Regions from separate parts of the Mus musculus genome. Here regions 1, 2 and 4 are each linked to region 3. The links are chromatin loops, found by intact Hi-C in ENCODE. Cell type or tissue: left cerebral cortex. All regions are shown on one strand. Each heading gives the region's core, and the rest is flanking DNA. Links, peaks and the distances in the headings are about the cores only. Region 1 holds the start of Gm39067 (a long non-coding RNA gene). Region 2 has its middle 12 kb from the start of Olfr514. Region 3 overlaps Tub (tubby bipartite transcription factor). Region 4 overlaps Eif3f (eukaryotic translation initiation factor 3, subunit F).

Region 1 (7,671 bases), core at 13-5,012, 79 kb before region 3:
TCCTCCAGGCTAGTCTAGAACTCCCTAAGTGATATATAGAATATAGTCTTCCTCACAGGCCTTGAGCTTGGTTCTGTTTCTTGAGTGTCAGGTCTGGGAGCTCAGTACACCTGCTATAGTCCCCTAGAGCTATGGGATTCAAACAGTAGCAGCTAGTTGGTTTCCTGGGGAAATAACCCAGTGGTCTTACCAAGGCTAGCTGAAGGGGCCTGACAGACAGTGGCCAGTGACAGTCTCAGGAAGCCACTCTGTCTGCTGTTTCTGATCCAGTCTGGTTTTCAGTGGGATGATGGTGCTGTATGGGGCAGGACCCCTCCCTTGAGGGAGATCCTGATACCATTCCATCATGCTATTTGGGAAAAAAAGACTTATTTGGGGCTGGTCTTACAACACACAAGGGCAAAGGCCTTTGCATTGTATGTGGAAGAGCTCACAGATTCCCAGAAAAATGAACTTACTTCTGCCCAAATAATAAATCAAGACCTCACATAGTGTAATGAATTCATTTTTGAACCTTAATACACCGTTTCCGAGGTATGAGCATATCAGAAGTCTCACCATCAAAGGGGATCCTGTACAGGACTCAGTCTTCAAAAGTCTGTGAGCTCTGCTGGCTACATGTCTGCTTCATGTATGCAGTACATGCTAAGTGCCTGGCCTTGATAAACCTTGGTTCTGACAACTCTGGTAGTCAGCTTGGAAATGTCAGTGGTTATAGACATGACTTAACTGAACAAGGATGGCAACTTCAAAAGCAACAGGGACCAGGTAAGTTGGTAGTGAGAACCTGGCTGAGTGTGGCCCGAGGTCTACAGGAGAGTGGTGTGCTCTCTGATCCCGGTTCGAGGGGTAGCTACTTCTCTTCAGCCCCAGATTTCTCACATTCTCTTAGTATTCAAGGGACTAAAGCAAGATAAATCATATCTCCCAGTTGTATGTATGCGTTTGTGTTCATGCATGTGTGTATGTGTGTGTGTGTGTGTGTGTGTGTGTGTGTGTGTGTGTGTGTGTGTGTAGACCAGAGATCAGCCTTGAGTGTGCTTCCTCGTGAGCCATCCACTTTGGTTTTGAGACAATGTCTCTCACTAACATAGAACTAGCCAAGTAGGCTAGCCCCCAGGGATCCTCCCCAGAGCTGGAGTTACAAGTGAGGCCACTAGGTGAGAGTGTGTGTGTGTGTGTGTGTGTGTGTGTGTGTGTGTGTGTGTGTGTGTGTGTGGTGTGTATGTCATCTTGGGATCTGTTAGGTCCCAAAGCCCAAAGAAACTTTGGGACAAAAGGCTGGCTGTGGTGCTCATTAGCATACCAAAGCACACACTAGCATCTAGACTCACAGAGTCCTTGCTGCCTCTCAGCAACTCTCACCCACTCCCTACCTGAGATCTCATCAGGGCAGGGGCTTTCCTTCCCCCAGCTTCTTGTTCTATCATAATCCTGCCCTTTGGGCCAAGCTCTCTGCTCTCTTGTCCTCTTTGCTCTTTTGGTCCTCCTCACTTGGCTCCTGGTCCTATCTCTTGACCCTCTCTTTTCCTTGTCCCTCCCCCTCCCCCCCTTTTCTCTCCCCCCCCCCGCCCTCTCTTGGCCCAGTTCAGTCTGGACTCTGGCTGCACTCTCCCTCACATATATATAATAAAAACCTCCCCAACCATACCTTAGAGTGGTCACATCCTCATTTTCAGTATTAAACTCGTCTCCATGTTTGCAGTGCAAGCACTTGACTGACAACATCTCCCTAGCCCTATCCAGGTATTTAAGTGTTGTCAATTTATTCGATGTAAAAATGTTCAGGAAAACCACATATGCAGGCTGAATGCAACAGGTGCACTGCTGGCTGCCACTCCTGAAAGGCACTGGGTTAAGACTCCAAGCATTAGTAGGGCTCACACAAACCCTGCCTTCCCTCCCGCACTCTGCCTGCAGAGAATGAATGTGGGCCCCTCCCCGACCCTGACCTGGATGGAAGTTAGCTCAGACTTCCCACAACAGCTGCACTGAAAAGTCCTTCTTAGGCCTCTTTGACCTCTGCAAGAAGATTATACCTGTAAACCCCAGCAGCCAGAAGTCCAAGGTGGGGGGAGGGACAGAGTAGCCTGGAAGACAGGCAGGCCCTAGTCACCCCTTTTGCATCTGCTCTATCTCAGTGGTCCCTCCACTTAGCCTTCCCTGGCTGCAAATCAGATAGATCTTGAAAACAAGTTCAAAGCTAGGTGTCCTGATTCAGCTCTAGAGAAGGCTGTACCCTGGACATCAGCACAGAGTTCTCAGCCAGGCCGGTGGGATTGCCTAGCAAGGCCCCAAAGAAAGGACCCTTGACCTTTGTCATTGTGTCAGCTTTCTACAGGAGGAACCTGACAGTTTTGAAGCACAGTTATACAAAATCTCAGATATTCCCCTTGTTGAGAAGGAAAATCTGTGTGCACTCCCTTTGATCCTATTCGGATGAGCCAATTTTCCAAAGGATTTGTGGTGTTAATGAAAAAAAAAAAAAGCACAAAGGAACATAAACAGAAAGAGATGCTCTAGAAATGGGAGTGTTAACAGACCTTGGTTCTCTGGCTCTGTGAATCATAATGAGAGCCAAAAGAACTAGATTGTGGGCCTGGGAAATACAGTGAGGGAAGATGGCAGCAGGAGTGGATTTCCATTCCCTGCAAGCAAAGAAAGAGACATTGTGATTGAAGAGTAACTTTGCTCCAAGAGTTCTGTGCTGGGAAGACATGGACCAGGAGAACTCAGGAATCAAGGAAATCACAGAGGTTTTTCTGTTGAGGGTGGAGCCGGCACATCTCTGCAGAAGAGGGAGAGCGCATCCGGGATTCCCCAAGCAAGCAGAAAGCGCAACCTCTTAGCCATCTCTGTCCTGGTAAGGTTTAAAATCAGCGGTGCTTTACCGACGCCGGAAAAGATGGAGCGGTTGCCATGGCAACGAGGAGCACACATCGGAAATAAATAAATAAGCAGTCTAGTTGCCGCAGCCGCGCCCCCGCGGGACAGGCGCGCAGGGGAGGGGACCCCCCTCGGGTCCGGGTCCCCGCAGCCCGTGCGCCCTCGCCATTGGCGGAGACAGGAGGGGGTCACCCCCGGGGGGGCGAATGGTACAGTCCTCCGCCCGCGCCCCAGCCGGGCCCGCCGCGAGTGAGCGAGCACCGAGCCCCGCGCAGCCGCCGCCCGTGGAGCCCCAAGCCCAGTCCAGGACCGCGATGGAGGGAGTGAGCAGCCACCGCACCCTGTCCTACAGCCGCTGGAGCTACGACAGGTAAGGAGCGTGCTGGGAAGATGAGCTTCTCCCGGTACCTCGGGTTGGCTCCGCGTGGGTGCCGCTAACGCGCGTGCTCAAAGAAGATGCGGGCGTGAGCGCCCAGAGCTACCAGCATGAATTCACGCACCAGCATCCGCAGGCATCCGGGACCCGGGGTACCCATGGCCTCGGATATCCAGAGTCAGAGCTCAGGCGCGGGCATCCTAACACCTGAGGGACAGAACGATGGGAGGAGGGTGTGTGGGTACCGAGATCCTCGGACTACCACTTCGCGGTGCAGGTGGGCGCTAGAACCCAGGAAAGGCCGTACCGGCCCCGCGCTGCCGCGGTGTGTCCAGCCGACAATCAGTGGGTGACCTGGTTTGTCCCGAATCGGACTGGCAAGACTTGCACCTGGAAGTCGGTTCCTGCTCTGCCCGGCTGGCGGGATCTTAGCCCGGAGCAGGGTGTCGAAGCGCAGGAGCGGCTCTAGGCTCCAGCGGGGGTGTCAGGCTCCGCGCACACCCCGCGATGATGGCAAGCGGCTGCCAGCGTGGGCGGCTTGGAGCCGCGCTCCCCACGCACTGGTCCTGGAGGAAGGAATCATACTTCCTGGCGAAATGAGAAAAACAAGGACAGCAAATGAGTTAGTGATAAAGCAGAGTAGATTTATTCAGAGACTATATCCGTTCTATCATTTTGATTTCTTTTTTGCGTATTAAATGAACCCCACTCCCCATTTAAAAAGGAAACCATGCAGATAATAGTTTTTGTTGTTGCTGCTGCTGCTGCTGCTGCTGTTGTTGTTGTTGTTGTTGTTGTTGTTGTTGTTGTTTTCGTTTTTTAAGTTCTAAGCCCTGTGTAAATCTCCAGGATCCTGGAGTGAATTTTCAGATCCCTGACTTTCAGCAGTGAAGGCTGGAAGAAACTTCTTTAACTGGTCTCCCCGCCCCATTGCTCTTCCTTTTGCCTGCTTCGCTTCCCCCGGGAAACCCTTGCTGTGTCTTTGACAGTGCTTGTTTTTCTAAAATTCAGAGGAACCGTTCTCGCCTTCCCAAGGCTAATTCCCAGAGGAACTCTCTCTCTCCTAGGGTCTTCCCTGTGGTGATCCCCTTTGTCTCCCCTTAGCTGGCAGAACTACAGGTTTGTCAACTTTCTCTCCTGGTGGTAGCACCTGATGCATCTCTTTCTTTGCATCCTAGGCCTCCGCTGGTCCAGGACACTTTTAATTCTCTGTCCTCAGCACAGCCCTATTAACCTGCTGACCCCCACCTCTCACTTCAGTGAAACTGCTCTTCTGAACGGCAGTGTTCTGTCTAGAAAAAACTAGAGCCCTGGGGGTAAGGACTTAAAGATCATAGAACCATCCCCCAAATGGCTCCACTGTCTACAGTTGGGTAGAGACAGATAGTAGCATATGCCAAATGCCTAATGAAAATATAGAAGAGTTTAAAGCTATGCTAACCTTTAGTAGTAACTAAAGGTGGGGTTTTGCTCCTATACAAACAAATCAGAGATTCTGGAGTTAGACAACCAGGATTCAAATCATGGCTCCAGCTAACTAACTTCAAAGAACTTCCCTGGGGCACAGTAGTCACTGCTGTTGCTCTTTTATTAGTTAGCACATAACTGTCCTCGGAAACCCTGATTTTTCACTAGCTGCGTAGGAGATTGTTATTCTCCTTTTTAGGCCATGAAATGAAAACATTTCTGGGGTCCTGTCTCCAAACGTCGTCTTTTCTTGTCACCCAGATATCCTCAATATCTTGGGAGTTTTGTAAAGAAAATAGAATCCCCAGCCAATGTCTGAATTACCTAGATAAGGCTATTAGGACGCTGGACTTTGTTTGTGTAAAAGTTCCCAGGTGTAAAACCACTGGTTGGGCTGTTCTCTGGAGCCCCTGGTCTATAGCAACCACCTCTGTTTGGCTTTCAAAACATAAATATTAAATGCAAAAAGATCACGCAACCTCACATTGCTGTTAAAATATTAAACAACATGTGTACAAAGCATACAGATATTAAAAATTAAACTCTGGGCTAAGGAGGTAGCTCAGTTGTTAGAGTATTTACCAGTCTTGCTGGAGGTCCTGGTTCAATCCCAGCACTACATAAAACAAGCATGGGAGTACACACATGTAGTCCCAGCACTCGGGAGGTAGAGGCAGGAAGATAAAGAGTTCGTGAGCATATAGAATGAGTTTTGGGCTAGTCTGTGCTGCATATAGCCCTCAGAAAAGGGGAAGTGGGAGTTCTATAATTCAGCTGACTTACTCTGACCTCCATGCGTAAACTGTTCTTCGTGGACAGTTCTTGAGCTCTGGCTTGGGCTCAGTTTTTCCAGGCCAGGCTTGCGACTCAACTGGTACCAAGGCTGGGAAAGCCAGAGCAGCTGTGTGTCTCTCTCCACGTGTTTTCTTAGGCTTGTTCATGTTGTGGCACAAGGTTTCTCAGGTGGGATACCTACATTGTGTGTGGATCTCTTTTACTTCTCCGTGGCTAGCTTCACTTCTGGTGGCCATGACAGCTCTTGACACTTTCATCATACTCAAGACCTTCGCACTCATTTGTTTGTGGTACAGCAGTAACTAGGGATTGAACCCAGGGCCCTATGTGTACTGGGCAGGTGCTGTACCACTGAGGTATGAATACCTCCAGGCCTCCTTTTAAGTTTACTCTGAGTCAGGGTCTCACAGGGCTGCCCTTGAACTCTTCACTGTGCAGGCCTCACATTTTTTCAGCTCCCCTGTCTTAGCCTCCTGAGAAGCTATGATTGCCGTCCTGTGTCACCTGACCAGACTGGGAGCCCTAGTCTCAGATGCTAAGCAAGTGGCCTTGTCTCTTCTGGCTCCTTAGAAAGACTGATCATGCCACGAATGACCTCCTGTTATTTTCTAATTTCATGTAATTTCCAATCCCTAAAGTCACTCCATTTGGGGGACTTTCGTTGTTGTTGCTTCCTTTTTATTTTTACTGTTATAAATAATTCTATAGTAAACATCCATGTTTGTATAGAACTTTCCTTCATGTCTCATGTCTGAGTATTTGATTACCACAGACACCTGGAAGCAGGGTTGCTAGCTTTAGACTCTGGCTATTGAATTGTCTTCTGTTCTCACAGATCACTTTGAATGCCTTCTTTGACAGTAAGCTGTTCACTGGTTTAGCCTTTTAGACTCTGAGTCAAAGTGAAATAACTCTATAGAACTTTTGGCATGATCTGGCTAAAAAGCCCAGCTCCACCAATTACTAGTTATGTGACAGGGGGTGTGGCCCCCAGTTACAAAATAGATAACAGTATCAGTCTTTTAAAGTAATCCACTCATTAAATATTTTTTTAGCACTAATGCCAGGCAGTGTTCTAGAAACTGGGAATGACACAGCCGACAAAACAGGGCCCCAGTCTCATAGTGCTTGCTGACTAGTGGGACTGAGATAGATGTGGGCAAATACCAAGCAACTTGTATAAGTGCAGAGAAGAAAAATATGAACAGGGGCTGATTGTGCAGGCAGGTGGAAAAGGGAAGTGTTCCACCGTGCAGTGTGAGGCAGCTTCCTGGCAAGGTGATACTTCAATCGGTCCTGTGGGGAAGAGCAAGAGAATGAATCCTTTGGTGAATGGGGAAGAGTGTCCCCTAGGGGGCAGCACTGAGAGGTTGTAAGGTCAGATTGTGGCTAGAGTGTTGCTGAGCAAGCAGGTAGTCCTTACTCATCGTTCTTCCCCCAAATTCTGTACCTCATGAGTCATCCTCAGAGAGCCACTGATTTGACTTGATGATATGTCCTAGAATTTTATATGTGTCATCACTCAATATATGCCGTCACAATGCCTTCTTTCACACAGAGCCATTCGGTGTTCCTCCTGGTTGCCCGAGTCAGTAGACCATATCTTTTTACTGCTGAGAAAATTTTCAATATACAGATATACTGCAGTTTATCTAGTCACCTACTGGCAGACTTGTGGGTTGCTGTTAGTTTGGGGCTATTATAAATATAGCTTTTGTGACTATCAAGCACAAGTCTATGTATGAGTGTGTGTTTTTGTTTTTCTTGGATGAACATTTAGCAGAGGAATGTCTGGATTATATGGTTATTGTACATTTTACTTTTTAAGAAACTTTTCCAAAGTGAGTGAAACATTGAATACTCTCAGGAGCAGTGGTTAGGAGTCCTAGCTCCCCCACATCCTTGAGACAAGCCAGTGCAAGGAAAAATTTTAGCTTGAAGTATTCCAATAGGTATATAGTAGTATGTTGTTGTGACTTTATTTTACATTTCCCTCGATATTAACTAACAATAATAAGACAATTTTCATGTGCTTATCTACCATCTGTACATCTTTGGGAGGAAGCATATTGTTTAAGGGTTTTCCCTAATTTCAAATCGAGTGTCACCACTTGTTAGAATTTATGAGTCCTTTTGCTACTTTGGCT
Region 2 (7,671 bases), core at 1,475-6,474, 210 kb before region 3:
ATAACATCTGTCCTGGATCTTCTGGCTTTCATAGTCTCTAGTGAAAAGTCTTGTGTAATTCTAATTGCTCTGCCTGTATATGTTATTTGACCTTTTTCCCTTACTACTTTTAATATTCTATCTTTACTTAGTGCATTTGTTGTTCTGATTATTATGTGTTGGGAGGAATTTCTTTCCTGGTCCAGTCTATTTGGAGTTCTGTAGTCTTCTTGTATGTTCATGGGCATGTCATTCTTTAGGTTTGGGAAGTTTTCTTCTATAATTTTGTTGAAGATATTTGCTAGTCCTTTAAGTTGAAAATCTTCATTCTCATCTACTCCTATGATCTATAGGTTTGGTCTTCTCATTGTGTCCTGGATTTCCTAGATGTTTTGACTTAGGATCTTTTTGCATTTTGTATTTTCTTTGATTGTTGTGCCCATGTTCTCTATGGACTCTTCTGCACCTGAGATTCTCTCTTCTATCTCTGTTGCTGATGCTTGCATCTATAGTTCCAGTTTTCTTTCCTAGTTTTTCTATCTCCAGCATTGCCTCACTTTGGACTTTCTTTATAGTGTCTACTTCCCTTTTTAGGTCTTAGATGGTTTTATTCAATTCCATCACCTGTTTGGTCATGTTTTTTTTACAATACTTTAAGGGATTTTTGTGCTTCCTCTTTAAGGTCTTCTACCTGTTTAGCAGTGTTCTCCTGTATTTCTTTAAGTGAGTTATTAAAGTCCTACTTGATGTCCTCTACCATCATCATGAGATATGCTTTTAAATCCGGGTCTAGCTTTTCAGGTGTGTTGGGGTATCCAGGACTGGCTGAGGTGTGAGTACTGGGTTCTGATGATGGTTTCTGTTAGTAAGATTCTTACATTTGCCTTAGCCACCCTTAATCTCTGGAGTTAGTTGTTATAGTTGTCTCTGGTTAGAGCTAGTTCCTCCTGTGAGTCTCTTAGCCTCTATCAGCAGACCTGGGAGACTAGCTCTCTCCTGAGTTTCAGTGGTCAGAGTACTCTCTGCAGGCAAGCTCTCTACTTGCAGGGAAAGTGCACAGATATCTGGCCTTTGGACCTGCCTCCTGGCAGAAGATGAAGACCCAAAACAGGGCCTGTCCCAGAAGCCATGCCGCTTCTGCCTGTCCCAGAAGCTGTGCAGCTTCTGTAGTCGGCACTCTCACCTACACAGTCTAGTCTCTGAGAGATTGCGGACCAGAGTCTGCTCTCCCAGGTGCTCTGGCAAAGCCCTCCCGAGGGGGCGGACACCTCTCCTCTGGCAGGAAAGGTGCCCAGATGTCTGAAGCCTGAAAAGGGGTCTGCCCCAGAAGCTGTGTGACTTCTACCCATCCCAGCTTGTCTCTGAGGGACCTGGGAACCAAGATGGCTCCCCCAGGTGCTCTGGAAAAGCCCTCCCAGGCAGAGCGGACACCTCTCCTCTGGCAGGGGAGGTTCCTGGAAGTCTGGAGCCCGAAATGGGGTCTGCCCCAGAAGCTATGTGGCTTCTGCCTGTCCCAGAAGCTGTGCAGCTTCCGTAGTCGGCACTCTCACCTACACAGTCTAGTCTCTGAGAGATCCTTGTCCAGAGACAGCTCCCCCAGGTGCTCTGGCAAAGCCCTCCTGGGCGGGGCAGACACCTCTCCTCTGGCAAGGAAGGTGTCCGGATGCCTGGAGCCCAAAATGGGGTCAGCCCCAGAAGCTGTGTGGCCTCTGCCTGTCCCAAAAGATGTCAGCCTCTGCAGTCCACTCTCACCTGAGCAGACTAGTCTCCGAGGGATCCGGGAACCACGATGGCTCCTCGCTCTTTCATTCTTTGTTCTTGTACAACAGTGCTATATAAATCATGACTATATAAAACACTATATAAATCATATATCATCATATATAAATATATAATACTTAAATTTATTGTATATTATATATGCTATACCTATACATTATGCATTATGAGTTATACATTATATGTTGTTTGCTATATGTTATATGTTATGCATTGTGTTATATATTATATACTATATGCTATGTATTATATACTATATGCTATATATAACATATCACATGTTACATATTATAAACTATGTACTATATATTATATGTTATCTATTTTGCTATATATTATGTGTTAAATGTTTTATGCTATAGATTATAAATTATATATTTGTTATGCATATTTATTATATATTATATATACTATATACTATATATCATATAGTATTTTATACATTATGCATTATACTATATATTATGCATTGTGTATTATATTTTATATATTTGATACTTTATATTTATATTTTATATTATATGCTATATGTTGTTATACGTTATGTGTAAACATATAAAATCATATATTTAAATATATACTATATATAAATATTTGTGTATAATATATGTCATACGTACAATCACTATATAAGTCATGAAAAATTCTGCTTGGCCCTCTTTTACCACATCTGCAGTAGACTTAATGTGAGTATGTTTCTAGAGTCAGGCACCTTGTGGGCTTTATTTTCTTAGGCACTCTCTTTTAAAGGGTAAACTTTCAAATAGGTGTTCAGTTTCATATTCTGGATCCTTTTCTATTAGAGGTTCTTGTCCTCAAGACAATAGACAGCTCCCCTATTGTTTAGTATGAAGTGAGGAGCATGGTCTCTCATTACTGGCTCTAATCTCTTTAACCACAGTGACACTTTTGTCTGCATCTGCTTTATCTCCAATGTTAAGGGATGAAAACTTCTTTCCTCAGCAAACTGCATATTTGTCAGATCATTCTACTATATTTTGCTCACTATAAATCTGGCCAAGGGCAAAAAATAATAACCATTTCACACTGTAAATACTATGCTGCTCTTGAAATTTACTCCACTAAGTAAACTAGTTCATTATTTTTGTGATCGGCCAGCCTCACTCAGATATACAGAATATGAGCAGAATACAGCCAGATTCTTTGCCAGAATGTCATATGTATGCCCTCTAGCTATTCCCAAAAGCATTGTTTCTGCCTCTGAACCATTCTGAGCCTGGCCTTTGCTGGCACTTCTGTTGGCATACTGGCTTTCTGAATGCCCAGCAGAATGGCTTACAATGTGCTGGGGCTTCTATAGATCCCATCTCCAAATAGTTCCACATTCTTCACACAAACCATCTGCAATGGTTTGCTAACAACATGATCAGGTTTACCACAGCGCAACAACCCCACTTGCCAGTACCTATTTTCTGTTTCAATTATTTCTATCCTCACTGTAATAAAATGCCTGACAGAGGCCATTTTAAGAAGTCGTCTATTTGTACCACTGTTTCCCAGCAGAGAAGGCATGAAGGCTGAAGCAGCTTAGTCCATGGCTTTTCATATGGTACCAACAAAGAAATCAGAGTCTTGCACTAACAGGGCCAGGCTATATGCTCAAACCTCATCTCTAGTGGCTTAGGTCAGCTAGAACCTATGCCTTCACAAAATAATAACTGAGGACTCAGGGCCCAAACACTGCCCTGAGAGATATTTCATATTCATACTGTATGACCCCCACTAAGATATGCTCCCAGAATTCTAGCACTTCTGTAGCAACAGAATTCTAGCCCATCCTTTCAGATTTTTCCAAATGCCTTGCACAAACCAGTTCCAATGGCTTGTGAACCACATGATCAGAAAGTCACACATCTAACTACATCTCTCAGTACCAAATTCCCTATGTTTTTTTAGACCTTATTTTGTTGTGACAAAATACAATAGAACTGCTTGAGGAAACAACTCGAGGATGTCTTTCATCTCAGTGTCAGGTATTTTAATCCATGAAAAGGAAGGCATGATAAAGAGGCCTGAACGCACAGAGGAGAGAAAAATATGTCCTTCACACACACAAACACACGCACACCTGTTTATTCCAGTTAGGTCCTTCTTTCCAAGGTTCCCATAATCTTCAAAATTAGTGTCATCACCCATTGATGGAGTATTCAGCACTTGTGATAATATTATGATGATGGTGATGGCTGTGGTAATAATAGGTATGGTGATGCTGATGATGCTGATGATGTTAGTAATGCTAATGGTGGTGGTGATGGAGATAATGGTGATGAAAGACAAGAGACTTGGAAAGGAGATGGCAAAGTGAAGATTGTGCCAGCCATTCTGGTCTTAAGCCTAACACCTACTAAGAACGTAAGATTTGCCTCTGAATTTTTCACCTGCCAAATTTTTTTTATGTCTGGAACCGGTGTAGTTGATCCAATTATTTCAAACCAGTAACCCCAGAGCTCGTGTCTCTAGCTGCATATGTAGCAGAAGATGGCCTAGTCGGCCATCATTGGGAAGAGAGGCCCCTTGGTCTTGCAAACTTTATAAATCCCAGTACAGGGGAATGCCAGGGCCAGGAAGTGGGAGTGGGTGGGTAGGGGAGCAGGGTGGGAGGAGGGTATAGGGAACTTTTGGGATAGTATTTGAAATGTAAATAAAGATAATAGCTAATAATAGATGAATGAATGAATGCATGAATAAATAAATAAATAAATAAATAAATAAATAAATAAATAAATAAATGTTGAAGGCATGACCAAGTTTAATTTTATGGACTTTCAGAACAGCGTACATCAATTACATTCTTGAACCACCAGGTGGCAGTGTGAATTCGATCCATCTACTGCCATACCAGACTTGATCAGAACTGTTTTGGTTTTGTTTGTTGATATTGTTGTTCTTGGGGATTGCTTGTCTTATTAAACAAAGTCTCACTTTTACTCTTGGCTCTCCTGGAACTCCCTATATAGACCAGTCTGGCCTCTAACATAGAACCTAGAAGCTCCCTTCTGACAGTTTTCCTAAACTCATTTTCTTTGTTTTAATACTGTGTCCTCTGGTCTTCTAATCTAAGCAGATCAATGTTTAGAAACTGTAGTTTCACAGGACTCTTTTCTCCCCATTATTTGTATACAAATCTATCCACTCATATTCACCTTTTACCCAGAAAACATCGGCACAAGCCCTGTGTTAAATGCATTCACTCTTTCTTCTTTATTAGATTTTTCGGAAAGACTGCAACCTATGCAGTAATTTAATTCAGTCTTACATAGTGGACCCTATTTTTACACTTCCATTATTTAAAATTATACACAAAATAACTATATATTTGTAGCATACCTAAATCCTTTTTATAATAATCTCGTGTGTGTGTGTGTGTGTGTGTGTGTGTGTGTGTGTGTGTGTGTGTGTACATGTGCATGCACAGCTTCCTGAAGTAGAACACAAAATCTTTCAAATGATAGGAACTAATGAGGAAACTTTCCTTCTACCTCCAATTTTACACTTCATGGTAAATAGCAGAGATAACATGTGTTTGTGGATCATTTCTGGGCAAATTATGAAGCTAATAGTCAACCTGTTTCTACTGGTACCCATTTTCTCTCTTTTACTAGAAGTGGGAATAATAACTTCTTGAAGAGAAAAAAAAACACTCACCATTCTGCATTTAGTTCTACCCATCTTTTCCTTTTATTGTAAAATTCACATAATAAACAGTATCTGTGGTATATTTAAAATCACCTTCCTAGAGCCTGCATCCCTCCCCTGTTTTTGCCCTATAACGCTGTCTCCCTGTACCGCTCCTGGTCACAATTCTTAGCCTGGCTAATAAATCTCATTGATTGTAAGCAAGCATTTTAAGTGTTGTTTACTCCAAACTGGATTTCAACTCCTCACAAGGATTCTTTCCCATCCATTTCATATCTCAGTAATGAGAACCTCCAACCTGAAGTGTAGACTTATTCCTGACACTTCTTTTTCTCCTATCTGCTTCTGCATACAATCCCCAATCAGGTTAAGTCAGTTGGAATTCTTACTTAAGCATGGAAACACTCTCATCTCTCCTAGCTTGAGCCACCATCAGTCCTGCCTGGGTAGCATTGACTCTTCCTTGCTTATTTCCATTCCTTCATCCTATCAATTACTCAGCACACAGAATATACCAAAAGTTGAAATATGGTCCTGTCTCTCCTTGTCTGAAAGCCTTCTGTTATTCAACAGTGGCTACTAGGCGAAACTTGGCATTCTCACTGTCCATGAGTTTTTATAGAATCTCTTCTGCTCACCTCTCCATTCCACCTCTCCATGACATCTACAGATTTTCCTTTCCTGTAAAATTTCACATCAAGACCCTTAAGCCCTGTGCCTTTCTTCCTGCTGTATAGGTCCTCTGTTTAGTGCCCCATTCTGGCTTTTCTATCAGTCTTGAAGCCTCATTCAAAAGGTTTAAAAGCTCATTTTCTCCCAGGAGTCAAGGAGATAAGGCCTTATTGTTACTACATCACAGCATCCTCTGTTTCCTTCGTAACAATTATAATAATTGTTAATACATGTAAACAAATCTTTCATTTGTTTTAAATAAGTTCCTCTCATTAGACTATCTTTCTTATCTTGCTTTCCTAGGGCCTAGAACAGTGTCTATCCATACAAGTCATTTTACGATCATTAAAATTGTCTCTTCACAGGACAAACCCATTGTGCTCAATTTGTTAAGCTTGTGGGATAATAGTGAACAGAACACAACCTAGGATGGAACATTAGCAGAATGACTTTACAGGTGTTTATTCGTGGGACAACAACAAAAATGTAATTGCGTTGGGCCTCTACTTTAATAGGCTGTAAGGGCATGGATGAAGTTAAAGAGACAAGTGACAAAACCAGTTCATGGTTGTGTGAGGGATCCTCCCCGACAATGTCACTAGTGAGATGGGAGCCTGGTCACCATTCTGGAGCAGCAAGGAAGCCACATTTTGCCATTCCATTCTGTCAGAATAATCAGAACGGAAACAATAATGACAGATACATTCAAAGAAATAAAAAAGATCAAAATTTCAAATTATAAGAGCTTGTGTTGTCAGCAAACACAGTAGGGATCAAAACCTAGACAAAACATACGGTCAATAAATACATTTACAGATTAAAAATAGTAATTGTTCAGTTGGCTTTAAGTCATAGGTTTACAAAAGGGCTTCCTTAATAAATATTATGTATGAAGAGTAATGATATTAAATACTTTTAAAAATATGGATACACTGGTTTCCATGGGATAGTATAATGTGACACATTGCAGAGTGGATGGCTTAAACAAAAGAATTTTTATTTATATCTCTAAATCCTGGAAATTGAAACATTGTTGAAAAATGTCCATTCATTCTTAAAAAGATTGAACACAAAAAAATGATTCAAGAATAAAGGAAATTAAAATAATTAAATAATCACATTTGTATCCTAGGGTGGATGATAGGGACCTACCCATTCTTTAAGTAGCAGAGAGACATATTTTCTCTATAAAAGAAATTCCAACGGATTCCAAAATCAAGTCAGAAGATCAGACACTTTGTTAGAGTTTGTGTCCTCACAGAACAGAAGCCAAATCCATAACATAAACAGCCTGATAATGCAGTAGAGTGGGTTTATTATGTTAATTTGGGTCACCAAAACTACTCACACAATTGTCTGCACACAAGACACTTAGGGTGTGTGCACATAGTTGGTTCTGATTGGTAAATAAAGATGCCAACAGCCAATGGCTGGGCAGGGCAGAAAGAGGCAGGAGAAGGTGAGGAGACACCACCCCTGAGAAGGTGCAGGACAAAGAACATAGCTGTAATGTAAGAGTCTGGGAATAGGTGTGTGGGTTCATTTCTGGGTCTTCAATTCTATTCCATTGGTCTACTTGTCTGT
Region 3 (7,671 bases), core at 816-5,815:
GGCCTCTCGTCAGAAGTGCAGCTTTCCTGGGCAGGCTCAGCTTAGCTTAGGCTTTGATACACAAGAGATAGGGATGATGTAACTGCAAGTGAAGAAGAGGTGTGAGGTAGGGGCTGAGCTGAAATTGGGTGGTGGGGATGTATTCCTAGGAGAATCGTGACGAGCCCCAGTTCATGTGTGCACCAGAGAGAACCCGTGTCCTTGTATGTGTCTGGATGAGTGGGAGTCCTTACAGCTCTGTGAGGGTATGTGCAGATGGGTATCCCTGTGAGTGTCTGGATGTAGGTGAGTCAGTGGCTGAATGTGCATCCACACGGGATCACCTGTATTCCCACTATAAACCGTGTGTGTGCTCATCCCTACCTGTACTCTGCTCACCGTAGGCATCTCCAGCAGCATGAGCTTTGACGAGGACGAGGATGAGGATGAAAACAGCTCCAGCTCCTCCCAGCTAAACAGCAACACCCGCCCTAGTTCTGCCACTAGCAGAAAGTCCATCCGGGTGAGTGAGGAGGAACCTACATCCCTGCTAGGGGGCTGCCGTCAGTAGTTAGCTCTGCCAGTAGGCGGTGGTCTGGTTTGTTTTCTGTTGTGATAAACACAGACCAGAAGCATCCGGGAGAGGAAAGGGTCCCTTGGCTTGCACTGTCAGGTCACAGTCCATCATCGAGGGAGCTCAAGTAGAACCTGTGTAGGAACACTGCTTGCTAGCTCAGTGCCAGGTTCATGCTCTGATAGCTTTCTTACATAGCTGGACTCCACCCACCTACGGATGGTGCCGCCCACAGTGGGCTGGGTCCTCTCACATCATGACCATCCGTCATAAACATGGCCACAGGCCAGTTTGATCTGGGCATGAACACCTTTTGGCACCCCACCCCCACCCCTCTCTGCTGTGTCAAGTCAATAAACTAGGACATGAAGTAGTTCATGTATGTGACATCATACGGTGCTAGGTTTCCTTGGGCTTGCTGTCTGTGTGACGACAACATCATACGGTGCTAGTTTTCCTTGGGCTTGGTGTCTGTGTGGAGTTTCACTAGCTGGGTTCTTCTGCTTTTCTGCTGTACTTCCTATCTCTTCAGCAAGGTCAAGGGGCTAGGGTATGGGAAGAGCTGGCCTTGGGCAGGATGACCTCCTGAGAACCTGCCCTTATCCCTGACTCCACTCAGGAACTACTGAGGAAAGGGATGGGCTAGAAGATAGCTGCCGACCCTGGAGCAGGATGGCCACACCCACATCCCAGGGACGCCGACCTGATCCCCTCCTTCCCCTCACTGACTCGGGAGGCAGACTTTTGTCCTAGACCACCAATCACGCGCATAGTGTCCTTTTGATTTGGGTTTCTACTCTCCCTTTCCACAGGAGGCAGCTTCAGCCCCCAGCCCAGCCGCCCCAGAGCCACCAGTGGATATTGAGGTCCAGGATCTAGAGGAGTTTGCACTGAGGCCAGCCCCACAAGGGATCACCATCAAATGCCGCATCACTCGGGACAAGAAGGGGATGGACCGCGGCATGTACCCCACCTACTTTCTGCACCTAGACCGTGAGGATGGCAAGAAGGTGAGGTTCCTCCGGGCATGTATTTTCAGTTTGAAGGCCGGAAGGCTAGAATAGGAGGGGAGCTCAGCTCTGAGGCTGACCTCTTGGTTCTCCAGAGAAGTAAGCGTTTTGTGTGGGCTTAGGGGCTTGCCAGTGCTTGTGTGTGTACATGGGGGAGGGTGCAGGGCAAAGAGGCCGGATGGGTAATGTTACTTTGCCTTACTCTACTCTTTAAGGTGTTCCTCCTGGCGGGCAGGAAGAGAAAGAAGAGTAAAACTTCCAATTACCTCATCTCTGTGGACCCAACAGACTTGTCTCGGGGAGGCGATAGCTATATCGGGAAATTGCGGTACCAGTGTTCTCCCAGGAAGGCGAGGGAGGGAGGGGACGAGCAAGTCTTCTGATATCTCTGAAGGAGTCTTCCCAGCCTTGAGTCAGACAGGACCAGGCTGCTCCAGGGTGTTGGGTAGTAGGCCCAGCGTGAGTGACAAGTCAAACCAGGGTGTTGCCAATGATATAGGCCCCAGTGGAGGAGTTGCTTCGGGTCCCTGGTCAGAGCCAAGGGAGAGGCCTGCAAAGAAGCCCTGAGGAGGTGAGAAGGGGAGGCCCTGAGTGAGGTCTCATTGAGGAAGAATAAGTAAAGACATGAGTAACGTAAGCTGGACACAACCTGGGCAGGACAGACAGACATTCTCCGTGAGGTGCAGAATGCTCTCAGGCCTCCTAGATGCCACACTGCTTACTTTGTAGAAAAAGCAGTGCCATTGTCCCCTCTGAGAAACCCATGAACACTGACTCCCTGGATTTTCCTCACTGAAATGAAAGTCAACCCTTTGAGTTAACAGCTTGTGGAGTACTTCCACTGTGTTCCCAGGTCTGGCCTGGCCCATGCCATGAATGCTGTGTAGGCTCCTTGGAAGAGAAGGCGCTGTCCTGTGCCATGGGAAGAGGTATGTAAGCCTGTTGGGTGTGTACCTTTCCTTCAGGTCCAACCTGATGGGCACCAAGTTCACCGTTTATGACAATGGCGTCAACCCTCAGAAGGCATCCTCTTCCACGCTGGAAAGCGGAACCTTGCGCCAGGAGCTGGCAGCGGTGTGCTATGTGAGTCCTTAGTTCCTAAGCAGATATGAATCCAGGGCAAGGTGCCTGACTGGGGGCTGCCCCATTTACCATGATGGGTAGTCAAGACTGTGTCTAACGGGCTGTCTTCTGTAGAGTGACCCTGTGTGGGACTAGACCTTAACCTGTCTTCAGGGTTCAGGTCACAGCAGGCTAACTGCCTAGGGAGCTCTGGGAACCATCCTTGTGGCCTGACCCAGGAGGCTCCTGGACAGGAGGAAGTAGAGGCCTGGGTTCCTTTCTGTACTTGACCCACAGCTCGCTGCTGCAGCTGCATTGCCAGGCACTGCGTTGGTACGAGGCCTTTCAGAATTGTTTCAGAAAAGAGATTCTGTTCCCTCCGTGGTCTGGAAACGGAAGCTTGGAGTTGGGGCAATTGCCAACATTATACCAACAGGAACAAGATTGGGGTATAAATAGAAGAACATTCTCTGTTCACACTTGGTTTCTTCCTTTTAAAAGGAAGATATACCGGGGACACTTCTTAGGGACAATTAAGACTCTGCAGTTACTTTGGATGATCTCATAGTGCCATCTGCTGGTCAGTTTTAGAGAAGCAGCCTGAGACCGTCTAAATTCATGGTAGTGTTGGCTGGACTTAGGACATAGTAAACAGAAACAGTAAGACCCTATGGCATTTTAATCTTTAGTGAGAGACAAGCCATAAAACGTATGTAAATGAAATAGGCACGTTCTTGATCAGTGTTCAGAATGAAAAATCAAGTAGAGGTATGGGTATATGTGAAGGTGTGTGTAGACCCGTAGGAGTGACGGCAGAGAGGGTCTTGCCAAGGTAACTCCTGAGAAAAGATCAGAAGTGAAAATCAGCTGTGTGCATGTCTGTGGATGGCAGAGTGCTTGCAGAAGAGAGAGTTAAGATAGCAAGAAAACTAAGGAGTAGGGGCCAAATCACATAAGGCCCTGACCACAGAACACCAGCTCCAGCAGGGAGAAGAAAACCTCCTTTAACACTGCAAGGGCTACTGTGCTGAGATGTTGGGGGGGGGGGGAGATCAGGGCAGAAAGAAGGGGTTGCATTAGTGGCTGTCTGGTGGTCTTAGATGCTGGTGTAACATGAATGGATAGCTGACAGAAGCTGTGGCTAGGTTAGAAATGAGGTGAGAGAGTGACGTTTGTGTGACTCTAGTGCACTTGAGTGAGGACACTGTTCTCACTCTGACCTGAACTGCTGACCGGCCACTGACTGGAGCAAGCTGGGGTATACATGGGACCAGTCTGGCCTGTGCTAGATTTAGAGGTGACTATTAGACCATCAAATGTAGATGTTGCAGACATTTTATTCTTCATCTTTACCTCCCTGGTTCAGGCTCTCCATGGGTAAACACTTGTACTGAATTCTCTTGTTTTCCCAGGAGACAAATGTCCTAGGCTTCAAGGGACCTCGGAAGATGAGTGTGATCGTCCCAGGCATGAACATGGTTCATGAGAGAGTCTGTATCCGCCCCCGCAATGTGAGTCTCTATCGAACGCTTCCCTAGGCTCCAGCCTCTGTACGGGCTTCTAAGAATCCCATCAAGGTGTAATTTGAGAAACCCTGGAAGTCCAGGGATCCCTAAGAAGCCTCATTCCTGGGAGAGATCCCTTGGGGGGGTTATGATGCCAAGTCTTGGGTCTGGCTCAAGTGAGCTCCCCACACCCCACCAGGAACATGAGACCCTGTTAGCACGCTGGCAGAACAAGAACACGGAGAGCATCATTGAGCTGCAGAACAAGACGCCAGTCTGGAATGATGACACACAGTCCTATGTACTTAACTTCCACGGCCGTGTCACACAGGCTTCTGTGAAGAACTTCCAGATCATCCACGGCAATGACCGTGAGTGTTGCCACTCCCTGTTTTTGATGTTGTACGCATGGTGCCCAGCCCCCACCCCACCCCCAATCCCCTGATCTGGTCCATATCAGCCAGTGATGGGATGTGGGTATATGGCTTTTGTTAGAACTTTCTAACTGTAGTGATCTAGAGTCCTGCCCCTAGTGCCCTGCATGTCTGGGGCTTGGGAATACCCTTTAAATGGATGTCTTTTCTCTCCTGGGCCCTGCTGTCTGTGTGCATCTCCCCCCTTCACCCTCTTGCTTCATAATGTTTCTCTTGAACCTTTGTTTTGTTCATCCTTTCGATCTCTTTGGCATTTCTGCTTTCTCCTTCCCTCTTGTGGCCCATGTCTTACCTGGTCTCCCTGTCTCCACCATTCTTGCTTGTGCATGCCACAGCGGACTACATCGTCATGCAGTTTGGCCGGGTAGCAGAAGATGTGTTCACCATGGATTACAACTACCCACTGTGTGCACTGCAGGCCTTTGCCATTGCTCTGTCCAGCTTTGACAGCAAGCTGGCCTGCGAGTAGAGGCCCCCCACTGCCTTTAGGTGGCCCAGTCCGGAGTGGAGCTTGCCTGCCTGCCAAGACAGCCCTGCCTACCCTCTGTTCATAGGCCCTCTATGGGCTTTCTGGCCTTACCAACCAGAGACTGGCTGCTCTGCCTCTGCTGCTGAAGCAGGGGGGACAGCAAATGGGTATGACAGGAGAAGAATATTTCTGTGCCCCAAGGTCAACACACATGCCCAGTCCTGGGTCAGTCCCCTGCTGCAGTGGTGTTATCACACCGGAAAGCCTCTTCACCTGGAGGTACAGAGGGAGAGGAAGCACAAGCCTGGCTGCTGTGGCTCAGCCATCCACTCAGCCTACGAGTCAGAGACAGTGGGTGTCCCGGGAAGCAGGGGTACAGTGAGTGTGTGTGTATGTACAGGGCACTCAAGCTGTATGTAGAAAAAGCTCTGGTGGTCAGCAGAAAGCACTCCCACTTCAAAAGGGCCCATTAGGCCCAAAGGGGGTTAGGAGTGGTAGGGATAGGTGCGTGGCAGGTCCCTGCTAGGATTGCAGGGGCCTGGCCATGTGTATTAGCTGGAGGCTTAGAATGCTAGCTCATTTGTTGCTACAGATTTGCCCAGTGCTTGCACACGTAAGAACCCAGCTCTCAAGGCCAAATATCTGAGTGGATGGGGATGATAGGAGTCATCCAGTAGACTCCCTACATCAGGGCTCTCAGCAGCCCCAGCACAACACCTATGACACACACACAGGATCTAGGTCACCATTCAAGTAATGGTATGCTTCAGGAAGAATGTCCTCTCTGGGAAGACTCAGCTCCCATTATTGCCAGCATGCCATGATCAGTGAGGGCTGTGTGCCATGCTTAGGGGGATGGCGCAGGGTGAGGGGAGCAGAGGATATTTTAGGGCCACAAGAGCTCAGAGGTAGCGGACCTCTGTGTGGTTCACCAACAGCAATGCTGATCCCTGAGTATAGGGCACATGTCTCTTGGTTACCTCACTGGTTAATGGCAGAGTTGAGAACCTCAAATTCTTTTGTTCCTACTGTTGCCCAGAAACTAGACTCTCTGACCTGCTAGGGTCTATTCTGCATGTCCTTTCTCTTCCCAGTTCCAGAGATGAAACCCCTCCGAGTTAATGTATAAGGTTGGAAACCTTTCAGTAGGGAATCAGGCAGTTCCCTGTTGAAAGTTGTCTGAGTTTTTGCACACCATTCTGATCTGATGTGGCCTGTGCCTGGCTCCTCTATGAGGACTTCGAGCTGTGCACAGACCTTAGCAGGACCACTGCACACTTTGTGTCTGTGTGACAGGCAGCCCAAGGGTTCTGGGGCTGGGCTTGGACACGCCCTCCATTGGGATGGCACCACTCATCTGGTGGGCTTGGGAACTCCAAGCTCTTGCCTGTGTGCCATCTGTGAGAAGCTTCTTGGAGCTGAGACACCAGAGGGAAGCAAAGAGCATTTAGACATTGCTTTTTGCTTTGAAATAGATATGTTTGGAAACGCTAAGTAGAAGTTTAAAAAGTAGAGTCATGTAGAGTCATGCTTTGAATATGTGGGTCATGCTTTAGATATGAAGAGGCTATGCAGGTAAGGAGGCTGGATTGATGTAAATGGAAGTAGTACTTTAAGAAAGCTCTAGATTTCCCAGGTTGGACACTCGACGAAAGGCACACCTGCTGCAGCAGGTTCTGACACACCTGAGCCATACATTGCCATCAGAGAACCCTCAGCGAGGTAGCCTTTGTTTACAGTCTAGTTTCTAGAGGGCAGTAGGACTTCCATGCTGGGGCTGGCCTATCTCCTGATGAAAGATTACAGTGCCATCTCCTTCCCATAGTTCTGTGTCTGCCCTCCCTCCCTGACTTTATAGGGAGAAATCTCCTGACATTAGAGGTGATAGAAACCAGAGCTTTAGTCTAGTCAGGCTGTTTCTCTGGGTTGACAAGTTTAAGGTTGAACAGGCTGATTTCTGGAATCTCATGAGTGGAGGGGACCCTGGTGGTTAAGAGCGGAACTGGAAGCACAATGGAAAACTCTTGGACTCTGCTCTCTGCTTTACCACACACAAAAAAGAGGGTTCTTGGCTATTTGAATATAAAGTTGGTAGCACCAGGAAATAGGCTGAACTTTGTAGCCCACTGTGGAAAGGAGCAGCCTCAGCACAAACCCCTCTGTCGGGCCCTGAGTGACAAGACCAGCCTCACAAGGTCAGATTTTAAGACTCAGCTCCTGGTGATAATGCCTTTTCTTGACCACTGGCGCTGTGAACACAGGCTAATGGACTTCAGATACCAGGGCCCCGGGATCACCTGGGTTAGCCTCTCCCACAGGAAGATCCCTTACCCCTCATCCCCTCTTCTTTTTGGTCCTTGGCTGGGTAGCAAATTGGTGAGAAGAGCAGCCTAGTCTGTAAGAGTGCAGGGCAGCTGGAACCTTAGGCAGCTCCTCTGTATGCTACCGGCTCCACACCCTAACACTCTCCACCCTCTGCTCCAAACCAGTTCTTCTGCAGAGTGGTGATGTTAGCTTCCCCAGCTCCTCTCCAAGTCTAGCTTTTTCTGTCCTTCTGGCTCCAAGGTGCTCTGTGTCTGTGTGTGTGTGTCTGTCTGTGTGTGTGTGTGTCGAGGAAAGGGCAATCTGCAAACAATGA
Region 4 (7,671 bases), core at 2,526-7,525, 85 kb before region 3:
AACAGCTGTCATTAGAGAAGTTTCTAAAGTGAAGTCGGACCCCATAACTCACACTCACTCACTGGTCCTGCTTACACTGGAGTATTTGTTGTTTGGAACCATTCCAAATGGAAGTGCCTTTAGCATCATCTTCTGGAACAGTTAACCCACACATGATGTGTTTATCAGGTTCTTCTGAGCCTGTATTTGTTGCTTTTCTGAATTATCATTAGTTTTTCATTGTCTTGGTTTGCGTTCTGTTTTGTTTTGTTTTGTTTTGTTTTGTTTTTGGAGACAGGGTTTCTCTGTATAGCCCAGACTGACCTGGAACTCACTCAGTAGACCAGGCTGGCCTCGGACCAGGCTCCGCCTCCCAAGTGCTGGGATTAAAAGCATGCACCACCACTGCACAGCTTGGTTTGCTCTCTATTACTGTGATAAAACACAGACCAACACCAACTTGGGAAGGAGAAGGCTTATGTCAGCCTACAGATCCCAGTCTACATTGGGGGAAGTCAGGGCGGGAGCCTGGAGCAGAACCATGGTGATGCTGCACGTACCTCTGTGCTCCCCTGGCTTGCTCAGACTGCTTTCTAATTCCACTTAGGACCACCTACCCAGGGGTGGTACACCCACATCGGTCAAGAAAATGCCTCACAGACTTGCCTGTAGGCCAATCCAACAGAGGAATCGCCTAGCTTATGTCAAGCTACTACAAACCCTAGTTAGTGCATTCATTATTCCTAGGACTAAGCACAGTATTTATAGACTAGAAGATGCTAGCATTGTTGGGAACACATCTTTTAAGCTAGAAATAAGTATACTTTTGAACAGTAACATAGCAGTGTTGATACATAAAACTTGCTGCCAGCTACACCACCATTTGTCAGGGCTTGCTGGGGAAGGCTTTAGCATCTGAGGAAAGAAGAGCTTATTACTATAACTTGAGCCTATTACTGTGCACTGGGCCCTTACCTTCATGTCCTTGCTAGTCTCTACAAATTCATTTTCTTCAAAATCCAGATGAAAATGCAGGGTTGAAATAAGCACAATTTTATTGAGTTACTTCTAGCGCCCAATCTAGTGGTTTGGGACATGAATTAGTTTGGCGTTTTCATGGTAATGAAAAGCGCAGGCCCGTGTGGTGGCGCACACCTTTGATCCCAGCACTTGGGAGGCAGAGGCAGGTGGATTTCTGAGTTCGAGGCCACCCTGGTCTACAGCGTGAGTTCCAGGACAACCAAGGCTACACAGAGAAACCCTGTCTCGAAAAAGACAAAAAAAAAGAAAGAAAAGCAAAAGCACAGGCCCAGAAAAGAATGTTCTGGTGTGTCTGGTTTCCCTGGAAATGGGAGTGTCTGGCCAGCCAGGAGCATCCAGAGTCCTGTCATCCTCACTGGCATTATGGTGTGTGAAGTCATCCTGTACCTTTCCAAGCCAAAGAGGAAAAGGAAAGTTTGCTCACAAGATAACTCTGGGACAGTCCCGGCCTTCTCAAGAGGAAGACACTAACTTTGACTGCTTTCCCAGCCTAGTCTACACAAGGAAACTGCTCCCAGGGGCGATGGTCGATTAATTTTCTCCTTCTTCCCCAGCACTTTAATGGGTGTCCCTGGGAGGACCATGGGAGTGATGTTCACACCTCTCACAGTGAAGTACGCGTATTATGACACTGAACGCATTGGAGGTGAGTTTCCTTCCCTGCTGTACACACTTGGAGACCCTAGGATTATTCAAGAGAGGAGCTGTTTCTGACAAAGATGGAAGCCCTGGGTAGCTTAAAGAACACACTCAAGGTTCATGCTGACTGAAAGTTGAAGGTTTGTTCAGGGTGGGGAATTGTCAGTGTCCCGGGCCATATAGTCATCCATATGAGGCCAGAACCAATAGTTAGCAAGCAGGTAGTCAGTCAGGGAGAGCAGGGATTTTGGGGAACTGACTGCTTCCAGAAGGCATGGAGGGAGTTAGTAGGTGGCTAGAGACCTCTTTCCTCTTGTCATGACTAAGCTTTCTGTGTTGTCTCTTACTGCCTGTCCCACACTCCCACAGTTGACCTCATCATGAAGACGTGTTTTAGCCCCAACCGGGTGATTGGACTCTCAAGTGACTTACAACAAGTGGGAGGGGCCTCAGCTCGCATCCAGGATGCTCTAAGCACTGTATTACAGTATGCTGAGGATGTGCTGGTGAGAATTGGGGAGGGAAAAGCAAGGGAGGGTGGGCATCCCTGCTCCGTCTGCTGGTGACATGACAGTACCTGACAGGACAGTGCCTCATTGAGTCTTTGTTCTGTGCTCAGTCTGGGAAAGTGTCTGCTGACAACACGGTGGGCCGCTTCTTGATGAGCCTTGTCAACCAAGTACCCAAGATAGTTCCTGATGACTTTGAGACCATGCTCAACAGCAACATCAATGTGAGTTCCGTGGCTGCACCCTGAGAGCTGGGTGGAGGGACTTCTGCTATGTCGTCCAAGTTGGAGGCAGTATAGTATGTTCAGGGCGACTCCACTTCCTAATGGCTTGACTGAAGTACTACTGGTATTGCCATGACTTGTTAACTAGACTCAGTTAGAAGACTTGATAAAATCAGTTTAACAAAGTCAGTTCCTACTTTTCCCCATCTGTGTTCCCCAGGGCACATACCCTATACTGCACAGGGCTATACTGCAGTCCCCCATCTATGAGAATCAGAGAGGATAGCAGTCATGCACATTCCCTTCCTGGCTTCTACCTCCAACCCTTGTTCAGTCTGCCTCACCAGCATTTATCCAGGACTCTTCGCAGCCAATGTCCATGGTGGAGCTGGCTAGCCAGCCTTTCTGTCACTGTTGCACTCAGCCTCTCACTGCTTATCCTTTGACTTCCAGGACCTGCTGATGGTGACCTACCTGGCCAATCTCACCCAGTCACAGATTGCCCTCAACGAGAAACTTGTAAACCTGTGAATGAGCCCCAAGAGGCACTTGTGCTGGTCGAGGTTTTCACCACAGGGCTGAGACCGAAGTGGAGGCAAAGGGTTTCTTTGTGGTCTTGAGTCACGGTGACTCAGTCAGCTGCTTGTGACTCCAAATAAACATAGCTTACCTTTTGTAAATGAACTTTATCTGATGCGAGTTTATTGTCGGCCAGGAGAAAGAAGCATGTTCCTGAACTCGCACGGAAGCCAGGGAGTGGGCACTGTGGGGAGAAGCTGGTTATGTTGGCATGACTCACCCACAGTGGCTGCTCCCACAGCCTAGGCTGCGGTAGTGTCACCCAGCCCCACACCAAGCAGCTTTTTCTTGGCACAGTGGTTTACAGTGATACTTTTTTCTTCTTCTAACTTAGGATAATAGCAAATGGAATCTCCAAGATTGTTTCAGTTTTTGGTTTGGTTTGGTTTTTTCTTTCTTTTTCTCCCTTTTTCTTCCATAACATCTTACCTGGAATGGCAGTCAAGAGATTTGCCTTGTGCAGTGTGGAAGGACCTAGAGATGTGCTAGTGAGCTGCAACAGGATAGAGGATGGGCACACACCTCAGTCCTGGGACCCATGGATCCACAGGAGCAGAAAACCTTCATGGTGAGGAATAGCTGCTTCACCAGACTGTTCAGTCTGGAAAGCTATTGTAGTACAGACACGTGTAAGATATGCATGTGCCTACACAAACCAAAACGCCAAAGGATGGTAAACTTAAACACTGAAATCACAGTTAGTGGCTGGTCGCCTTAGAGGCACAGGGAGGCCAGCAAGTAGAAACAATGCAGGTGAGTGACTGGACTAGTGCGGAGGTGGGCGGCAGGTTAATGGGTCTAGAGACAAGTATGAATTGATGGTATTAGTATAGTATTTTTCATTATCACCTAGATTGATTCCAAACTTGATAGACATTTTTAAATGAGAGAAAAATGCATTGAAAATAATGTAGAAAAGAGGCGTTTTGTTTTTGTATGTTGACTAGTTGATACGATGGAAGAACACTAAAATGCTGAGAAGTCTGGGATTGTAACTGTAGAATGCCTAGGGCATATGGAGCTCAGTCCCCAGCACCCCAGAAAATAGGGTGTGATAGCACACCTGTAATCCCAACAGGGAAGAAGGGAGCCAGAGAATCGGGAATTGAAGCTAATCCTCATCTGTGTATAAGCGAGACACTTGCCTGAGCAGCATCAGGTCCTATTCAAAAACCCAACTGCAAGTAGAATGCTAATGAGAAACACCGGCAGCAATTCCTAAAGAGCATATTCCCAGATAAGAGTGAAACGTTTCTTAAAGTAAATTATGTATTAGTCACAATACTAGTCAAATGCAAAGATACTTTGATATGGGCAGGCTGTTTCTAACTGTTAATATGGAAAAATATAAATGCCTTCCAAAACAATTTCTGCAGAGAGTACTATGCCTGTCTCTGAACTGTGACCACAGCAGATAGATATACTGACTCAAAAGCAGGACACTCCAGTGGCCTGTTCTTAATCCACGAGGAGGAACTTCCTAAGCACTGAGAATCCTGAGCTATTCTTCTCAGAGATCGAGATTCTGTAACCCTGTGAAACTAAATACAAACAGTACAAATACAAAGCGGGGAAATATTTGAAATTCCTACCAGAGACTACTGTTCTTGTACGGGAACTCCCACAGCCAGTTTGTTTTGGTTTGGGGTTTTTTGTTTGTTTGATTTTTGGCTTTTCAAGACGGTATTACTATTTGCTCTGGCTGTCTTGAAACTCACTGTGTAGACTGGGTTGGCCTCAAACTCAGACACACACACACCCACGCCTCAGCCTTAGAAAAATGCTGAGATCAAAGGCGTGCACCACCACACCTGGTCCCACAACCTGTTTTGTAAAGGCCAATTATCTGCTAGGTATAGGGATACAAACAGTCCACTTATCTATACAAAAAAATAAACATTTAAATATGCCTGATCTCATAGGATGCCATTTTATCACGTTTTCTCTTCTGTGAATGGCTTGTAGTAGTGGCCAGAGAAAGAAACAATGAACATTTATCTCCAGCAGGTAGATAACTATGTTGCAGCATTTTGAATTTATATTTACCAAAATCACAAAATTTTAACTCCAAAATTCATAGGCATATGTGTAAACATACATACATCCTATAGAAGGACTGATTTGATTTTAGCAAAATAGTGCATAAATAAGATTTTATGACATGCTCATAAAATACAATACTGTGCAGTTAAGAATGAGACAGTTCCCTATGTATTGGTAGAGGTCTAAAAGATAAAATGAGAAATAGATAAGGTGGGATCTGTAATCGATACTCATGCTGTACATGAAAATATGATAATGCCTATAATATCGGTGAAAGTGTATTTACTGCTCTCTTGTATTGGACCCACACTCAGTAACGCACACTCTGGCCTGCTGTGCTCTCTCCCAGGAGGGAAAGCAGTTGTGGTGGCATCTAGGCTATGAATTATATATACATGCTTGTTCTTTGATGATTAGTATGGTTCATCTTGGTCCATATGTCTCAAAATGATCTTTTTTTTTCCTCTCTCTGGTTGCATCTGTCCCCAGATCTCTCCATCCTCATGACCTTAGTCCTGCCTGTATATGACCAGCTGCGTGTTTTATTGGGCTTTCTCAGTCGTGACCACTAGAGGGCATGCTTACAAAATTCAGAACTCTGGCTATCCTTTATCAGTGCCCAAGCAGTTGTCTAAGGTTACCCAGAAAAAAATGCCAAGACAGTGCAAAATAAGTGGCCAAGGCTCCAGGACACACTTCTTTTAGCCACCTGGGAGCCATAGAATGATGACACCAAAGAATGTTATCCTATCCTCACCCCTAAAACACTCCAAGTAGGCATGTAAGCTACTTGAGAACTTGAAATGGAAAAAATGTAAATGTAGGGCCCTCTCCCCTTCCAACCAGACCACAATGTGTATTACAACCTAGGCCCCTCTATGTAGAAAATCCAGAGGCTGATATGTGCAGGGCTAGCTCCAGCCTAGCCCTGACTACACCAGTGAGAAATGTCTGAGCAAGGAGAAGTGTGGAGCTAGTATATGGCTTTGGAACCCTTATTAAAGAACCTAGCCCTTGTAGATGACACTAGAGTTTAGGGCAGTAAGTATGAGACTTTTGCCACATTCTAGAGACTGGAGGTCTGAGGTCTTGAGATCCTGGTAAAATTGCTTTATTGAGAATGTAAGGGATAGATTGAGGTTGAGGTTGGAGTTAACTGAAAATATAAGCCAACAGTTTGGATATAAAAACATTTGGATAGAGATCATACTTTGGGACCACTGAAAAAGCACATGCAACAAAGCCTTGAGCAAAATTGTATGTATGCAAGGAGATCTGTGCATCTAGAAATAGGTCACTGAGCATCTTTTTGACAGTAGATGCTTCCTGTGGCCTCTAACATGAGAAAGACCTAGACCACCTGGTACCAGTTCCAATAGTCCACTCACATTCCTTTAACCTAGACTATTTTTAATCTAGTGTATGCAGGCCTCTCGTCGGCCAGTCAAATTATTCTTCATTGCCCAATTTAACATGTCAATTCTTTTTTTTTTTAAAGGACTGCGTCAAAGCCTTGTGTTTTTTTTTTGTTTTGTTTTGTTTAATTTATTTATTACTATATGTAAGTACACTGTAGCTGTCTTCAGACACACCAGAAAAGGGAGTCAGATCTTGTTACGGATGGTTGTGAGCCACCATGTGGTTGCTGGGATTTGAACTTTGGACCTTCGGAAGAGCAGTCAGGTGCTCTTACCCACTGAGCCATCTCACCAGCCCAATTCTTTTTTTTTTTAAGAATTATTTTATGTATATGAATACACTGTATCTATTTTCAGACACACCTGAAAAGGTCATCAGATCCTATTACACATGGTTGTGAGCCACCTGGGAATTGAACTCAGGATCTCTGGAAGAGCAGTCAGTGCTCTTAACTGCTAAGCCATCTCTCCAGCCCAATATGTGGATTCTTACCTCAGATTGTTTCCCTACTTACAAAGTTGATGGCCAAGTATACTAACCCTGAGAGGGTGTCCCTCCCCACTCACCTGAGGACTTAGAGAAGCAGCTACAATTGAGAGTAGTGTAGTTATAGTTTAGATATCACCTTTGTCATGCAGTGAACTAGTGGTCTGTGGCTGGTTAACTGGTCAATATACATCACCAACTTAATGGTCGGATATCCGAAATTACAGCAGGCAATGTTAGTCCTGTGTCTTGATAGCTCAGTGTTATGCTTTCCGGGGCCCAGTGACTCAACCATGAATTCTGTTTCCAAGTCCAACTACTTCTCTACTACACACAGTAAGGCCTAGCCTTCAAACACAACTTTCCAGAGCTTATCTGTTATCTAATCTAGAACCTCGGGCACTATCAGACTTAACTTACTCGAACTGGAGCAGCTGGCACCTTAGTTGGAACTTATTAAAGATCATTTTCATGCTTAAGTCTACATTTAGAAGTCAAGTGGAGGGCTGGGGATGTAGCTTAATGACAGAGCATGTTCCTAACATGCACAAAACACTGGGTTCAGTCTCCAGTAACACCACCGCCACCACCCTCAAAGTTAGACATTAAATAGGTTTTAGGTTCTCTGGAACCATCTGCCAAATGTATTCCAACCACCAACCTTCTCAGTTACACCATTCCCTAAAATCCTAAATAGATTCTCTGGCCTGCCTCCTAGTTAAGGAAGTCTAGCCCTGCTCTGATACAACCAA

The links. A loop is a pair of places that touch in the nucleus more often than their neighbours do. Peaks named below come from ENCODE experiments on the same cell type or tissue, not always from the same donor. Only the 100,000 strongest peaks of a DNase experiment are listed, where the experiment ranks them.
Region 1: it touches region 3 in a loop (3-fold over the local background); 28 of 42 quality-filtered maps call a loop at or near these places.
Region 2: a loop joins it to region 3, with 16 times the contacts of the local background. A loop is called at or near these places in 25 of 42 quality-filtered maps.
Region 4: it touches region 3 in a loop (6-fold over the local background); 12 of 42 quality-filtered maps call a loop at or near these places.

What each region holds. Positions count from the first base shown.
Region 1 is chr7:108,947,516-108,955,186 of GRCm38, forward strand. It overlaps Gm39067 (a long non-coding RNA gene), which reads right to left and starts at 7,197. Exons shown (of 2, transcript XR_869864.3): 1 at 6,975-7,197; 2 at 6,644-6,820. In left cerebral cortex, for the core only: no CTCF peak of the experiment used is centred there; DNase peaks (open chromatin) are centred at 2,036, 3,020, 3,336 and 3,712; H3K4me3 peaks cover 1,949 bases; H3K27ac peaks cover 1,726 bases.
Region 2 is chr7:108,810,422-108,818,092 of GRCm38, forward strand. No RefSeq gene overlaps it. Among named protein-coding and RNA genes, the nearest start is that of Olfr514, 12 kb to the right of the region's middle. In left cerebral cortex, for the core only: a CTCF peak has its summit at 4,582 (motif pointing right); a DNase peak (open chromatin) is centred at 4,604.
Region 3 is chr7:109,025,225-109,032,895 of GRCm38, forward strand. It overlaps Tub (tubby bipartite transcription factor), which reads left to right. Exons shown (of 12, transcript NM_021885.4): 6 at 384-502; 7 at 1,366-1,563; 8 at 1,779-1,891; 9 at 2,529-2,646; 10 at 4,038-4,136; 11 at 4,330-4,501; 12 at 4,900-7,671. The coding sequence ends at 5,033. Among named protein-coding and RNA genes, the nearest start is that of Tub, 18 kb to the left of the region's middle. In left cerebral cortex, for the core only: a CTCF peak has its summit at 3,207 (motif pointing left); DNase peaks (open chromatin) are centred at 1,935, 2,672 and 3,153; H3K27ac peaks cover 1,248 bases.
Region 4 is chr7:108,938,616-108,946,286 of GRCm38, forward strand. It overlaps Eif3f (eukaryotic translation initiation factor 3, subunit F), which reads left to right. Exons shown (of 8, transcript NM_025344.2): 5 at 1,575-1,666; 6 at 2,029-2,165; 7 at 2,279-2,392; 8 at 2,846-3,327. The coding sequence ends at 2,923. Among named protein-coding and RNA genes, the nearest start is that of Eif3f, 8.0 kb to the left of the region's middle. In left cerebral cortex, for the core only: a CTCF peak has its summit at 5,577 (motif pointing right); DNase peaks (open chromatin) are centred at 3,144 and 5,586.